2 separate regions of the Homo sapiens genome follow, and region 1 is linked to region 2. A link is a loop called in an ENCODE intact Hi-C map of the cell type or tissue named here. Cell type or tissue: breast epithelium. All regions are shown on one strand. Links, peaks and the distances in the headings refer to the core of each region. The heading gives the core; the rest is flanking DNA. Region 1 overlaps ALMS1 (ALMS1 centrosome and basal body associated protein). Region 2 overlaps DCTN1 (dynactin subunit 1).

What was found. Peaks named below come from ENCODE experiments on the same cell type or tissue, not always from the same donor. Only the 100,000 strongest peaks of a DNase experiment are listed, where the experiment ranks them.
Region 1: a loop joins it to region 2, with 23 times the contacts of the local background. A loop is called at or near these places in 1 of 110 quality-filtered maps.

Annotation. Positions count from the first base shown.
Region 1 is chr2:73,414,581-73,422,913 of GRCh38, reverse strand. ALMS1 (ALMS1 centrosome and basal body associated protein) reads right to left here. Exons shown (of 23, transcript NM_001378454.1): 3 at 3,596-3,791; 4 at 1-57. It also overlaps the pseudogene GNG5P4. Among named protein-coding and RNA genes, the nearest start is that of ALMS1, 33 kb to the right of the region's middle. In breast epithelium, for the core only: no CTCF peak of the experiment used is centred there; a DNase peak (open chromatin) is centred at 4,403.
Region 2 is chr2:74,358,587-74,366,889 of GRCh38, reverse strand. It overlaps DCTN1 (dynactin subunit 1), which reads left to right. Exons shown (of 32, transcript NM_004082.5): 21 at 1-107; 22 at 270-431; 23 at 515-646; 24 at 872-997; 25 at 1,233-1,375; 26 at 1,649-1,815; 27 at 3,262-3,276; 28 at 3,463-3,596; 29 at 3,713-3,896; 30 at 4,161-4,240; 31 at 4,749-4,838; 32 at 5,254-5,735. The coding sequence ends at 5,391. Among named protein-coding and RNA genes, the nearest start is that of DCTN1, 18 kb to the left of the region's middle. In breast epithelium, for the core only: no CTCF peak of the experiment used is centred there; no DNase peak of the experiment used is centred there.

The DNA.
Region 1 (8,333 bases), core at 199-8,198, 940 kb after region 2:
CTTGTGTCAAACAGGTCAGCAAAGGCAAATCAGGAGAAGCAAAGCTATCTTGTATGACTGTAAAGTTTCAAATATTAAATGCTGGGTAATGCTGAAAATTGATTATTTACTTACGTATATAATACTTTAAAGCACCTACATATGCTGCCATATGGAGAATTCTACAAGCATTAGAATAATAATATAAAAGCAACAGCAGTAGCAGCTACCATTTATTGAGAGTCTGACAAGGTCCAGGTGCTTAACACACAATATTTCATTTAATCCTCATGACAACCTTGAAAGATAGGTATTATTATATATATCTTATAGGTGAGGAAACATGATTACAAAACTTACAAAGCATTAAGTAACTTGTCCACATTCAAGTAGCTGAAATGCCAGAGTGAGATTTGAACCCAAGCATTTCAACTTTTAGCAAACGCTCTTAACTATTATGAGTGTTTCTTCCCATCTTACATAATATAGACTACACCCGTTATGTCAAAGCATAGCACAGGAGCTCCTGGGCCCTAAGACACTCTTAGGGGGTACCTAATGTCAAAATTTTATTCAAAATAATATTAAGATATCATATGCCTTATTCACTCCCATTCTCTCAAAAAGATACAGTGACATTTTCCAGAAGCTACAGAATATATGATACAGCAACAGATTGAATACAGAAACAGACATGAGAGTCTTGATGTTTTCTATTATGTCAGACATTATAGAATTGTTTAAGTAAAACATGGCCATACTTCTAAACATTTTTGTATTGGAAAAGTTATTTTTTATAAAATATGTACTTTTTCAATGAATTAATAAATACATTTTAAATGTTTCAGTTTTAATTTCTAATGTGGGAAATATCAATAACCCAAATAAACAAAAGCTCTTTGGAGTTGTCAGTAATTTTTAAAAGTGTAAAAGAATCCTGTTACCCAAAAAGTTTGAACTGCTGCTTTAATGAAAAAAAAATTCTTGTGATTTCCTGAATGTTGACTTAAATCATTCTTATTTTAATCAGTATACTTTCTTGATTTCAGAATGCCTGCAACACTGTGTACAAAGTGAGGACTCCTCTCTCACATTACTGTTCCCCCTGAAATTACTGCAAATCTAGAGTTCACAGAGCTCACCATGTTGTCATCTGTCCTTTACTTAGTCAAAACACATACTGTCACTGCTTATATACCCTGCATACCTTCCATATAATTCATCACCCTCTTGTTTTAATCTTCAGTCTATCCACTTCCCATCTAAATTGTCAACTGTGTCTACTTTATCCATAGCTATATCCTCAGTGCCTAGCAAAGTACCTGCTACACTTAAAAGGTACTCAAAAGAGAGTTATTTATTTACTGAATGAATTAATTAAAAATGAAAAACTGATATGTAACAATAACCTTTGCCACCAAGGAACAATTGGTACAGTTCCTCTTTGGTCTTGGCACAGAGAAGCAGTCTTAAACCTCCGTAACAGTCCTTCACCCCTCTAAAACTCATGAAGAGTTTTTAACAAAGTCCCCAAATACACTAGAGCTGATGCTACAAGGGGGACCTTTGGGCAAGTAAAGCAAATTTACTATTTCCAGTTAACTGCAGGCTGAGTATTTAAAGAATCTGACAGTCTTTTCTCAAAAAAAATTAGAGTTAACCCTAACTAGGTTTCAGAACCTACAGAAATCCTCAGTACCTAAAATAGCTATTTAAGTATAAGTAAGGAATAGTAAGTAACAAGTAAGTTACAAGCAGCATTTCAGCATCTCCTTAAATATTTAAGAATATCTCAGGGTGGAGTTGGACAGTTAAATCACATAAATAGGCAAATGTATTTGCTAAAGGAGCAGGCCAAAGCTGAAGAGTTAATGATTCTCAAGTGTACAACATTATCTGTGTGTGTGTGATGGGAAGGTGGTGTATTTTACTTGCCATGCCTTTTTCTTACAGCTTTCAACTGCTTCTTGTTTCCTCAAGTGTGGATATCTGTTACTGGCTTGCATCCCTCTTTTTTGAGGTATCTAACCATTCTGGCACCAGCCATCATCAATTACATTTGCCATTGGCGAGAGCCTATTTATCACAATGTTAGTACTTATGCGTAACAAAACAGCAATGATAAAATTTCCTCTGCCTATGAGATCCAGGAATCTACTCCAATAATTTAAAATGTTCTGCCCTAACTATAGTAAATGAGAAGCCAGAGTTATAAAACTTTACATTAGAAAACATTTTAGGTCACGAAGTACAATCTCCTCCCCAGTGCTAAAATCCTAATACAGAATTTTGCTAGACATTTTGCAGTGACATGAAGCTCACTTTTTGTTGTTGTTATATAGCCTTTTTTAGTATTAAATGGCTCTATTAGAAAGCTCTTTTTTACATCAATTTGAAAAATAGCTTCCCTTTAAGTTATGTATCCATTTTAAACTCTAGGAGTTAGCAAACCTTTTTTAATAAAGGGTCAGATGGTAAATATTTTCGGTTTTGTTGGTCATACATACTACTGTTGTTTGTTTTTACAATCCTTTAAAAATGCAAAAATCATTCTCAGCAGATGGACAGTACAAAATCAAGACTTGGCCTGTAAGCTATAGTTTGCAGACTCCTGCTCTACACCATTATAATACAAATCCCATGGTACTGTTATTTTCTGTTTACTGGATTGCCTTCCCAGAAGAGGAGGTAGCTTTCATCTATATACCCCTAGCATCAAACACATAGGAGGCACTTAGATATTTGTTACATGAATGAATAAAAAATAAGTTGCTTCCTTTTTAGCATAACAGCCCTTCAAATATTTGACCATAGCAAAGTCTTCTCTTTTGTCTATCAAAAGATAGTCCTCTCCTCCCACAAAGGTACTCTAATTTTGTCAACCTTTCTTAAAATGTGGACCTAAAATTGACTTTAATAATCCACATCATAGAAAACGTTGGCACTAATACCTTGATTTGGATAGCATTAGTTTATGTTGGCAAAGAACTTGCTGAATTAAGTTCTATTCATGCTTCTCTACAAAACTATAAAACCATCTTCATAATTGAATCCCTTAATGATTTTAAAAGTACTTAAAGTTTATCTTTTATAAAGAGCTAATAAATCAGTTCCATACTAAACAGAGGAAAGCAGCAAGATCTACCTCAGACAAGCCACTCAACCTCTTTATCTCAATTTTTGGTTTGAAAGCTAAGGATAATAACATATGCCTTAATTAATTCTAAAAATCAAAAAGGTAAATATGAACATTTGTTTTTTGTTTTTTGTGGGGGATCATGGAGTCTCCATTGCTGAGATAACCAAAGTATACTATTCATCCCAAAAACTCTGCAAATTCAAGACTGAGGAGGCACACACAGTAGACAGTTATCACCTTTCTGCCTTCTGTGAGCAACGGGAAGTGATAAAATGAGAGGCAACTGCACACTTAATATAATTAGATCAGCTAGCCAGTAAAAAACAAACAAACAAACAAAACAGAAATAAGCTAATCCCTCTGAGTAGGTCTCTACAGAGCTCCTTAACTCAAAAAGGGGAAAGTTACAAGACTTGCAGTCCCCGCAAAACTTACAAATGTGAGGTATTACTACTAGTTAAAATAAACAGGCATTACCTAGCAGTGGAGAACAGAAGAGATCTCTGTTGGGTTCCTTTACTTGATTTTCTGATTGCGTCAATATGCCCTCCTCCAGAGAGGGGAAGTCTGTCACTTCAGTATCTTCCGTTCTCACATTAAACCTAGTCTGGGATGTATCCAAGGTTTGGGAAGAGTCCATTTCTTGAGGAAGACAATGCCAAGATTCTGTTTTCTAGAAAAATGTTAAAGGAAAACATGCTAAGTCATTAACTGAGTTACCATACATATTAATATTTAGATGAAAATGTCCACTCATGTATTATATAGCTTCCTATTTAATGACATTCTCATCAAAGTATAGAAAATGTAAAGCTGTTGTTCTCACAATATTAACTACATTTTAGACCTCTTCCCATTACTACACATCTTTTTTTAACACAAAAAAACCTTTTATACTAAGTTGTATTGTACGCCGCTGCCAGTGTATATAAAACAATTACCCTTGTGAAATAGAAATTCATGAAAATTCAGAGAGGTAGATATTAAGGACTGACAAAAGTAGAAGTTTGTATATTATGGCACATGTGTTCCGGGGATAAGCTTTTGTACAGGCTTCAAATGTAGCTCTCTTTTGAATATTCACTGTATCATGAGAAGTGGCTTGGGAAACCTCTGAAAGATTCATTTTACTACAAAAAGGAACAGACTTTCTGGGGTATGAAGGAATTTGTACTTGAAGATACTCCAGTCAGCAGAGAGTCATGTTAAGCAATCTGCAGACAGAATTGTTTCAAGTCTGCAGCTGCCTGGGAAATTTTTACACAGTTGAGCCGGGCCTTCAGCCAAAGCTGTTGAGCCACTTTCTTCGTGGCGGCGATGCTAGAGGGGCCAAACTTGGTGCACGCAAGGGCTGGGCCGATTCATGGGACCTACTGAAGCATTCACTTCAGCTTTAGCTTGGGAATTCACTTGACTGAATTTTTATTAGCTCTACTAGTTTCTAAACGATCCCTGGCTCTTCTCAGTATATATAACATTATCATATCACCCATGAATGTGATACACTTGTCTCCTTCAAATATTTACTCTTAAATTAGTGGCAAGATCCAGAGAACTGCTTCTCAAACTACCTATAGGGAAGAACCAGTTTTTCCTACTTCCAAGTCATCACATACTGACACTTTACTAAAATGCTAACAAAAATTAATGAGAAATAAGCTAATTTTTAAAACCAGTAAAAATAACTAGAAAAATGAAATTAAAAGTCTTACTATAAGCCCAAGATATAAAACACAAGCCCAAATGTTTGATTTCTAGGTCTAAAAAAAGATAAAATTACTCTATCCAACTACTATAAAAGTTTCTAAACACTTCCTCTCAATTTCTATACTTACCTCTTGACAGACCAGTAACAAGCAAATCATGGACTGGCACCAATCTACAGATCACACTAAATAACAATGCTGAATTAAAGTCGTATTAAATACTAATGGTGACAAGTTTAAAAGGTATTTTCCTTTTGAATTTAATATTAGTTAATAATTAAGTATAGTCTATCATGATATGAAAGTATTTTCATTTTCAAATAATTTGATTAGAAATGAACACTAAATTAGCTCAAACTATGTTATAGCATCATTTTCCCCAATTAAACCTGATAAAGGATAGCAATAATTTTTTTTTTTTTAGACAGGTTCTTGCTATGTTGCCCAGGATGGACTCAAACTCTGGGCTAAAGCGCTTAATCCTCCCACCTCAGCCTCCCAAGTCACAAAATTTCTTTATATTGAAACATGTTCACATTTCTTACACAGTAGTGGTAGATCAGACGTTTAAATGTTTGCTAGCATATTCTTTAACATTTTCACACATATATGGTCACAACTAAGATTAATCAGTATTTTAGAATGCCCTCATTTTCTTGTTTCATAACGTTGTTCTGTATTTATTTAAGCAACTTCAATTTTCTTTAAAAATGTAAAAGATTTATCAGCAAATCTATTAGTTCCAAAAATCTTTTTGATAGCTGGTACTAACATAACTTTCTCAATTTCCTCCTCAGTAATCCTAGTCTACCTCTATGAAATACTCATAGTTTTGTAGAAAGTCTATTTCATTGAGATTTTTTTCGCAACTCTATTTACTAGGAATATATCTATTTTTTCTCTATTTCTTGAATTTAACAACTGTATTATATTTTATAACTTGTTTTTCTCTTTACCACGTTTCCTCTATTTGCAGTTTTTCTTTTTTTGTGTGTGTGAGACAGGCTTTTGCTCTGTTAACCAGGCCAGAATACAGTGGCACAATCTCAGCTCACTGCAACCTCTGCCTCCAGGCTCAAGTGATCCTGTCATCCTCAGTATCCTGAGTAGCTGGGACTACTGGCAGGCACTCAGTTAATTTTTTAAAAATTTTTGTAGAGACAGGGGTCTCACTATGTTGCCCAGGCTGGTCTGGACCTCCTAGACTCAAGCGATTCCCCTGTCTTGGCCTCCCAAAGTGCTGGGATTACAAGTTTTTGAGTCTTTATGTAAAATCTTTGGTTAAATAATTCATTCAATTTGCTTTATTTATTTAAATAAAAACATGAGAAAGTGGCATTATATTGACAGCAACTTTAGACATATAATGTATTTTCATTATTTTGTAAGTATTCCACTACTGGACTCTTCTTCCTTGATCAACTCAAATGTTTCTAAGAGAATATAGGTATCTTTTAATTCCCGGGTGGTACAGAATCCATAAAAAGAAGATGTATTACAATTTACAAATATTTTCGCAAACATTTTCCAGCAAGACTTTTGTCTTTGAAGAGACATTTCTAATATTTAAAATTCATTAACAAAATGTTCATATAGTAAGTTTAAGAAAAAAGATACCCACTATCCACTACATAATATCAGTTATACAAATACATGCAAAGAAAAAAATGTGGAGAGAAATATTCTAGAATATTAATGCTACATTTATGGAATAGCAGACTTTTGACATTCCAAAATACCTCAATCCCTTCTACACTGAATAAATTAATCAGATCTATAACATCAAATTGCTACTGGAAACATGCTTTTCACCTTTCTGATACTTGAAAATAAAAGGAATATGAGAATGATTAATTTTACATTTTTTCTTTAGAGGGCACTCCTTTCTATAGGGGACAGGTTAGTGAGCCAACAAAAGGTTTTAAAGCAGAATTCCAATCATCTTGTGACTCACTAAAGCAAAAATCACTGGTCCCGAGTCATCTCTTAGCCTCTCTGACCATGGTTTGAGCCTGTATCCCATAGTTCACTCCTCTCTAATAGTGACAGATGTATCCATTAGTCTTTCTGTCCATCCTCTGACCTCCACAGATCACTTACTCTCTAGTTCCTCTACTGCAATAATTTTTTAACTTCACGGAGACAACTATCCTATCACATTTATACTTTTCTTTATTCCTTTCTTATCTGTATTTCCTTCTTTGCCCCTCTGAGAGTTCAGAGCCATCCTTATAATCACTGCCTTGCAAACACCCTTAACTTTCTTGCGTTTTTCTCCCATTATCCTATTTGCTCAGCAAAAGCTAACACTGATGGAACCGTCTCCTTGCATGAATCCAATCAGCAGCACGTTGCTGGAGAAATCACACTCCCAAACTGACTGGCTTTTCTTTAAATTGATGTCACTAAACCTGAAGGGCACTCAATATTGCCTGGAAATCCTACTACATTTTCCTGGTGAGTTGAGATTTCATACCTTCCCTCCTCAGAACTATTGAACGCTCCTAATTTTCAACTGATGACCTTCAATAATTGTAGAGCAGGAGAGAGGAACTCCCTTGTCTTCAACCACCAGATCTACAATCCCCATTACCAGATTTCTATCTTATGACTTGAAAATAAAAAAAAGTCACTCTGCCTCTCAAAGGCCTTCCTATCTCATTCAAATTTTTTTCAGTGATTTCCTTCCTATGTGATTCTCCCACTTTCCTTCACCCATTTTTCTCTCATTACTGAATCATTCCTCTCCTATGCAAACATATTCTTATAATTTCCCATTATAAACTGAATTTTTAAAACAACCTCTGTTCAACCTTTTTTAACTTTCTGCATTATGTATTTTCTTGATACATTTCAATCATCAAATATTCTTTGTGTTATACCTTTTAAATCAATATAAAAAGGCCAACAAATCTCTAAATATTTTTGACAGATGTGGGGAGGGACAACATATAAGCATTCTGACAAATACAAACAAATTTTGAGGGAGAAAAAAAGTTTGAGATACATCTTTGGGATTTATCAGTATACAGATGTATTTAAAGTCCTGGATCTGGATGAGACCGCGAACATTCCAGCGTTTCAAGCAGAGGTTGAAAACTAAATGTGTATAGGGGTATGGGGGTAAGACAAATGAAGTAATCCAACCTGGAATTGGAGAGTAATGGGATTTGTGGCTAACTATGCATGTTCACTTTAAAGTATTCTATTTCAAAAGTGTTAAAACATTATGCCAAAAAAAATGGTTTTTGAAAACCACATTTGAGTCATACTTGGGTCCACAGCTTACAAATTCTGATTCTAAGGTTTAACAAAGGAAGATAAAGCAGCAAAGGATACTGAGAGAGAACAGCCAGATGAGTAGAAAAAAAACCAGAAGAACCCAAGAAAGGAAATAATTTAAAGAAGTTATGTAATGATTAATAATAGTGTCAAATGCTATTTATCGTACCTAAGAGGAGGACAGAAAAGTATTCACTGTATTCAGCTACATAAATATTGCTGGTGAT
Region 2 (8,303 bases), core at 1-8,000:
TGGAAACTTCATGCAGTGACATCCGCCAGTTCTGCAAGAAGATCCGAAGGCGAATGCCAGGGACAGATGCTCCTGGGATCCCAGCTGCACTGGCCTTTGGACCACAGGTTTAAGGCTGCAACTGGGGAAGGGAAGGAAACTGAGTAGAAACATGAAGGGTATAGCACTTGAAGATCTGGATCTGGTTAGGGGACAAAAATGGTTTTGGGGTAGCTGGAAACTGTGGTGCTGAACCCAGGGTTGACTCCTGACTCTGGCCTGGCACACAGGTATCTGACACGCTCCTAGACTGCAGGAAACACTTGACGTGGGTCGTGGCTGTGCTGCAGGAGGTGGCAGCTGCTGCTGCCCAGCTCATTGCCCCACTGGCAGAGAATGAGGGGCTACTTGTGGCTGCTCTGGAGGAACTGGCTTTCAAAGCAAGCGAGCAGGTGGGCCTGGATGGCTGGGTAGAAGGTGTGGGGAGAGTTAGTGACCAGTGTGGGGCTTTTACTTCTGCCCTTGGCTCCTGCAGATCTATGGGACCCCCTCCAGCAGCCCCTATGAGTGTCTGCGCCAGTCATGCAACATCCTCATCAGTACCATGAACAAGCTGGCCACAGCCATGCAGGAGGGGGAGTATGATGCAGAGCGGCCCCCCAGCAAGGTAGGTGGAGATTTCCTTGGAGAAGTTGCAGAGGCCTGTAGGAGTAAGACTTGCAGAGCTACTGCTAGTTGTGGGAGGACGGGGAGACAGGAGGAAGGCATCTGGAGAGCACCATCCTGCCTAGAAGGCAGGGTTTTCCCTGTAACTGGATCTCTCTGTAAGGAGCACAGTGATGATCTCTTCTCTCCACCCTCACTTTCTCACCCCCTACCGACCATTCCTTAGCCTCCACCGGTTGAACTGCGGGCTGCTGCCCTTCGTGCAGAGATCACAGATGCTGAAGGCCTGGGTTTGAAGCTCGAAGATCGAGAGACAGTTATTAAGGAGTTGAAGAAGTCACTCAAGATTAAGGTGAGGGTAGTGTAGGCTCAGGATCTGGGGGCCAGGAAATTGGTAGGACTCAGGAAAGCAGTGAGTGTTGGGGATCGGGACCAAGACGGCTTGGGAGTTAAGGGGAGAAGTGGGGCCTGCAATCAATGGGAGCTGTGGTGAGCCCTCAGGGAACCTACTATCTCATGGTCTAGCCCCCAGTTTCCAGGGACTGTGGGGAGGATGTCAGGGATCTAGAAGTTCTGTCCTTGTCCAGGGAGAGGAGCTAAGTGAGGCCAATGTGCGGCTGAGCCTCCTGGAGAAGAAGTTGGACAGTGCTGCCAAGGATGCAGATGAGCGCATCGAGAAAGTCCAGACTCGGCTGGAGGAGACCCAGGCACTGCTGCGAAAGAAGGAGAAGTCAGGCACTTTCCCTGGGGCCTTGCTTCCTCTAATCCTCCCACTGCTGGAGCTCTCTGCCTCCTAACCCATACCCCTACTCAGGTTCTCTTATAGTGAGACTCCCCATTTTCTTTACCCACTGCCAACCCCATTGCATCACCCCAGCCTAAGCCTGTGCTGCTCTGCCCTGGCTTCTCACTGGCAGGGCTATTCCAAGGACCTCTCAGGACTGAATAGTCAAGGAGTGCTTTAGAGAAGGGACACTGCCAAAGCCCAGATTCTCTTTCACAGAGAGTTTGAGGAGACAATGGATGCACTCCAGGCTGACATCGACCAGCTGGAGGCAGAGAAGGCAGAACTAAAGCAGCGTCTGAACAGCCAGTCCAAACGCACGATTGAGGGACTCCGGGGCCCTCCTCCTTCAGGCATTGCTACTCTGGTCTCTGGCATTGCTGGTGGTGAGTACTGTGGAATAGGCAGCACTAGCACAGAGGAGATTGTCTTCTCTCCTGTCCTTGGCCTCATTTTGACCTCTGCCCCACCCCCCTTACCCCCGGGTATTCAGCCAGGAACATGCTTACACAGTTTCACTCTGTGCCAGTTTTCACCAAGTTTTCCCTTCCGCTGAAGATGTGTGCTGAGTTTCTCTGGGCAAAGGAGGGCATTACTAAATTGTTAATGAGGCTCAGAATAATGATGACAGTTGGTCTCTAGTAGATGTCCTTTCTGGCTCTGTAATCTGACCTTTCTGCCCAGCCCTATATCCCAGAGGGTTGTCAGCCAGCAGCAGGCTGGGCTGACTCTCCTGGGGCATCCAGCCCTGCCCGATACCTGCTCTTGATTGCTTCTCTGCTTGGACACTGTGTTTTCTCACTGAGTTCATGTGGCTTCATTTTATGATGTGGTCATATCTTCCACTGCTGAATTATCCCAGTTTCACTTGGGGCTTGTGTTTTGACCTTTGTCTAGTCACTCAGTATAGTCAGGGCTCCTCACCTAGAGTTTTTCTGGTTACCAGTTCTAGCCTCCCCAGTTACCTGACTCAGGAGGTGGCTGCTGCTGTCTTTGTTCTCCTCTGCCCTATAGTTTGTTTTGTTTACTCTCCAGTTTCTCACTTAACCTTCTCACCTCCAGAAGACAGGCTTTTTGCCCTGGAATTAAACCCTTAGGGCCTCCAGACTTTCCCAGCTGCTCCTGAGTCTTGTCAGCTGACCTCACCTACATAGAGTCTTTGACAAAGTCTCTGTTACTGACACCCCTTGATCTTGGGAGGTGACCAAGTACCTTCTTGACTTTAGGCTCTTGTGGTACAGACAGCTCTGTGTTCTTTGGAGAGAGTTTCCAGGATTACTACTTTGTGTTGTTTTTAGCACTCTTGAAACAAACATTAGCACTCTTTAAACAAACATAGTTCTGAATTTATGAAACTTCCCACCAAAAAAGAAGGTCTTTTGCCTCAGAGCAATGGGGAATCCTTAGGAGCAAGGGAGTGTGTTTGCATCCCCAACTTAAGCTTTGCTGCTGGTGAGCACTAAGGGTGCAGACATATTGGGGTCTCTGGAGCATTCTCCGTGCCCTTCTTGGAGATGGCATCTGAGACAGGGAGGCAGGAACAGCCTCATGTTCCAAGTACTTTGTACAGTGCACACTCTCTTTGCCACTGTTCTTCACACATTGTACCCTGTCTTGTGGCCTCACTCCTGTTTGGTGTCTTTCTTTAACACTTATCTGCTCGTCCCCAAAGATAGGTGGCAGAGAGTCTTGTTAGAGAAAGTATGATGATTAGGAAAAGGGTTTTCCTGCAGGTTGTGTCCAGGATTCCTCTGGTGTGTCCCCGTAACCCCCAAATCACCTAACTCCTCTCTCCTCTTTTCCTGCTCCCCCATGGGCTATCCCGAGCACAGAAGAACAGCAGCGAGGTAGAGACCCACTCTGGCCGGGGGTTACCAGGCTGGTGGGAGTTGGAGCTAAGGGAGCAGGGTGGAGGGGGAAGCCAGGACTGGAGATGGGTGATGGGGGGATGAGGAAAGGGGAAGAGTAGGAATGGAGCCCAATTTTCAACCCTTTCCACTTGGGGCTGATGAGATTTTTTATGGTCCCCACAGGAGCCATCCCTGGGCAGGCTCCAGGGTCTGTGCCAGGCCCAGGGCTGGTGAAGGACTCACCACTGCTGCTTCAGCAGATCTCTGCCATGAGGCTGCACATCTCCCAGCTCCAGCATGAGAACAGCATCCTCAAGGTGAGGGAGCCACGGGGAGGACTGGGATGGGAGATGGAGCATATTTGCCCCATTGATGATAGATGACAGGGGCCTCCTAGCACCTCTTACCACTATCCTTCTTTTTTCATCCACAGGGAGCCCAGATGAAGGCATCCTTGGCATCCCTGCCCCCTCTGCATGTTGCAAAGCTATCCCATGAGGGCCCTGGCAGTGAGTTACCAGCTGGAGCGCTGTATCGTAAGACCAGCCAGCTGCTGGAGACATTGAATCAATTGAGCACACACACGCACGTAGTAGACATCACTCGCACCAGCCCTGGTATGTACCTGCCAACCCCCAAGATGAATAAAACTGCCCCCTCCACTTGGCCCAGGGATTTAGCCCCTGCTCAGGTGGTTCCCCCACCACAGAAGCTCTTCCCAGCAGTGTTCTTTGGCTTCACTGTTCAGTTTGTTTGATTCACCCACTCTCTCTCAAGTACTTGTTCTGTTAGAGAGTCTTATACCTGCACCCCTAACCCTTAATCCAGTAGAACTGCCTGCCTGCGCCTTGGTGGGCCTCACCAGCTTTCTCTCCCCACAGCTGCCAAGAGCCCGTCGGCCCAACTTATGGAGCAAGTGGCTCAGCTTAAGTCCCTGAGTGACACCGTCGAGAAGCTCAAGGTCAGCTCAGTTTGCCAGGCAGAGCTCACTTCACAGCATAAACTGGTGGAGCCAGGCACTTGTGGAGTTCCTCTGAGCCCAGCCCTGTGCTAGACAGCAATTGGGGAGGAGATGGAAGGGAAGGCAGGGTTCTTGCCTTGGAAGCTCACTGTCTCAGTGCAAACAGAAGACAGATTCTCATAACAAAATGGATAAGCTAGGGTAATCTTTAGAGTGACTGGTTCAGGCTTTAGCTTCCATCAGCGCTGAGATCATTGTGGGGTAGAACGGTTGGGCATGGCTTCCCAAGAGCGGTAGAATGTGAGTTGGGCCTTACAGGATGAGGACTTGCAAAGTAAGGAGGAGTGCTGGTGTGGGGATGGGGTTGGAGATGAGAGCAAAAGTATGTTGATATAGAGGACTAAGTCCCTGCCCCCCTGGTATTAGTGTCTCTGTGAAACCACGTGGTCTTGTGCTAGCCTGTGGGGGTCCCATAAATGAACCCTTGTCTTCCTCTCCCCTTCCCTAGGATGAGGTCCTCAAGGAGACAGTATCTCAGCGCCCTGGAGCCACAGTACCCACTGACTTTGCCACCTTCCCTTCATCAGCCTTCCTCAGGGTGAGGGGGAGCATGGGGTGGAGGATGGGACAGTGTGGAGAGCTCAGGCGGGCCCCCCTCTCCTCCAGAATTGGAGGAGGCCTTTGGAGTCTCAGGTCTAACAACTGCATACCTTGGGTTATCTGGCCAAATTTTACTTACAAGTAACTCAGAAGTGCTTACAGTGCTTTGAAATTCCAATATTTTAGCACCTAAACACCTTCCGTGACTTTTGACACCAGGAGGGCCTCAAAACTCCCTTGTCAGATTATGTATCCCCATTCTTATTTGAAAAATGTGGTCACAATAGCCCAGGATCTCAGAAGCCCTAGTCACCCAGGAGCTGCCTTGGTCTCAGTGCTCAGGGACCCCTTCAGTGGCCCACAGCTCAAGTGAGCCCCTGACCTGGAGTCTTTTTCTCCTCATCAACCACCAGGCCAAGGAGGAGCAGCAGGATGACACAGTCTACATGGGCAAAGTGACCTTCTCATGTGCGGCTGGTTTTGGACAGCGACACCGGCTGGTGCTGACCCAGGAGCAGCTGCACCAGCTTCACAGTCGCCTCATCTCCTAAGCACTCCTTTCCCCTGCTGTCCCCTTCGACCCTCAGCCCTCTGGTGCCGCTCTGCCCGATGCACAGCCACCTCAGCCAGCCCCCAGGTAGAAACGTGGGTTAAGCTCTTCCTGCCCCGTTCAGCTTCACTCCCACCCTTTCAGCGTCCTGCCCCTTCACCTTGACCCGGGTTCCCCCACTCCCATTCCCTGGCCTCTGCCATAATTTGTTGTTCAACTGCTCCCTCCTTCCTGAGGGGCCTCAGGGCTTGTGGGGGGTAGGCTGAGACCCCACCACCAAAGGTTAAGTGAGGTCCCCTTGATTGAGGACTTCACCCCTTGATTAAAGCAACTTCTGCTTCAGTGCTTCCTGTGTGGTGTTGAGAGTGGGACTTGGGCCATTAAGCTCACAGCAGGAGTGGAGGAGAAGCGATGCTGAGGAAGCTTTGGCTGTATCAAATTTGAGGTCTCCTCTTCGTAGTGACCAGAAGAATGCTGTTTCTAAAATTCATGTGCAGTAAGTTACTCTAACCAAGGAGGAAAGGGCTAGACTTAGGACTAGGTACCTAAGTTCATTTATGGAGTCAGGAGGGCTGGGAGGGTGTAGCCTCTGCCAACCCTGCCTCTGCTTCCTGTAGCTTCCACTGCTCTTTAGTCCAATTTTTGGAGCTGGAGTAATGATATGATCACCACCCCAGCCAATTTTCTGATGTACTGGCCAGTCTTCCCATAAGACCTGGGGTCTCTCAGAGGGAATATTTACTAAATAAGGGAAAACTAAAGTGGCATACTAGTAAAGGATAGGAGGTACAAAAGCTACTCCCAAACCCCACCATAAATTAGTATCACCTGGGGAGTTTCTTTTAAAATGTAACAGATTTCTGGTCTTGACCCAGACCTACTGAAAATACTTGCAGAGTTGGGACTCATTAGGCTGGTAAACAGCACCCCAGCATTGTAGATATTAGCCCCAGTTTAGATTAGTTGGCTAGCTCCTTTATATTCTCTTTTTTTCCCTCTTGGGGAGAGAAGTCCAGTTCAGACTCCCAAAAGGCTCTGATCTAGATGCAGAAAGAGACCCTTGACCCTGCAGAGTGCTAGGCCTAAACTAGGCCAGACCCTCTGCTCTTCTGCTTTCTGTCTTGAGGGGAAGGGCAGACAGGAGGAGGGGTGCTTGAAGTTGGGCGTCCAGGGGCCATATTCTCAATGACTATACTGTCTGGGAGGTCAGTGGGTTATGGCGTTTGAATGCCTGCTCTGTACCTTGGCTCTTCTCACCTGGGATTCCGAGAGAAAATGATTTGATGACTTTTCTTCAATACTCTCAATGATGGTACACAACCAGTGTCATTCCAGATGCATAGGATGTAATGCATTACATATGAGGGATTAATTCTCACAGAACTGGTTGAGAAGGGTTATTATTGTGTCTTGAACCAGAGAGTCTTCACCTCACGTCTCCAAATTGGGCTCTGCTAGGGCAAGGAAATCACAGACCACACTGTCCTTTCCTTGGGATTGGATTCTACCCAAGCTGCTGACCTGCCTTCTGATTGGTGTGGTTAAGACACCGAGGCCAAGCAACTTCTGGTGGCACTTTGAAAGGAGAATGGGGCTTTTTGTTCCATCCTTTTCCCTTGGTGGCAGTTTCTCACTACTTAAACTGCTGCTCTCTTGAATGCCGAATTCATTCACCCAATTATTTGTTGGCTATCACCCTGTGAGTGCCCCACAGGTATCTTAAGAGTCAGCATGTCCAAAACTGAAATCATCTCTTCTGTGTCCTACATGTGACAAGCCACAAACCTGGATATCCTTGACTCCTTCTTTGATCTCTTTAGCTAATTTAGTTATCCAGTCCTGTTCAGTTTGTCCTTCATTACTGTCTCTCAAATTTTTCCACTTTTTTTACATCCACGAACTTTGTCTATAAATAACTTCTTGCTCTGGGCACTTCAGCAGTTTTTAAACTGGTTACCCTACCTCCATTGCCTTTCTTCAACCAGTTCTACACATCGATATGAGGGACCTTTCCAAAATGCATACTGGGCCATGTCACTCCCCAGTTTAAATCCTGAAATGATTTCTTCAACTAGATTTAAAATTTACATAAGATCCTGAAATGGTTCCTCTATGTGTCTAGATTTTAAAATTTAAACTCACTAGAATGGCACATGAGACCATCAATGATTTGGGTCCTGTCCGCCTCTCCAGCCTCTCCCGATGTGCCAGGTGGTTCAGCTTTAGTGAACCCCTGCAGTTTGCTTGCCACCCGGTGCTCTCTTAGGCCTCTTCCCACCACCCAGAATGCCATCTACCTCCTTCCCTCCACTCTACCTCCCTGCCCTCGCCCCATCCCCATTCCTCAGCTGACATCCTGTCCATTTATTAAGATAGCTCTGGCAATGCCATCTCAGGAAATTTCCAATCCCTATGGCCTGTTAGGTGCTCCTCTTCTTGAGGCAGCAAAAGATACCGACCTTTTTTCCAGGTGTGCTTGGATTTAGTTGCTTTGTGACTTTGGCAAGGTTTCTAATCTCTGATCTGTTTTCTTACCTGCAGAATGGAAAAATGATATCTTACAGGGTTGTTATGAAGGTCAAATGAGATAGTGCATGCAAGCATCAAGCACTGTGCTGGCACACAGTAGCCTTGCTTCTCTTCTCCAGTATGTGCTCCTACTACGCTACTTTATGCCAGTAAGCATCTGTTTCTATTTTAAGTGTTAGTTAACTCCTCTCCCACTTCAGACAGGAGTTCCTTTAGGGTGTCTTCCATCTCTGCATCCTGCCAAATACAAGTAAAGGGCACGTATTTGAGGAGGAGGAAGATGACTTTTATTTTGGACATGAGTTTGAGGTGCTTGTGAGAATGTACAAGCAGAGATGTCCCTTTGGCAGTTGGAACCTGCTGGGTCTGGAGCTCAGCAGGGAT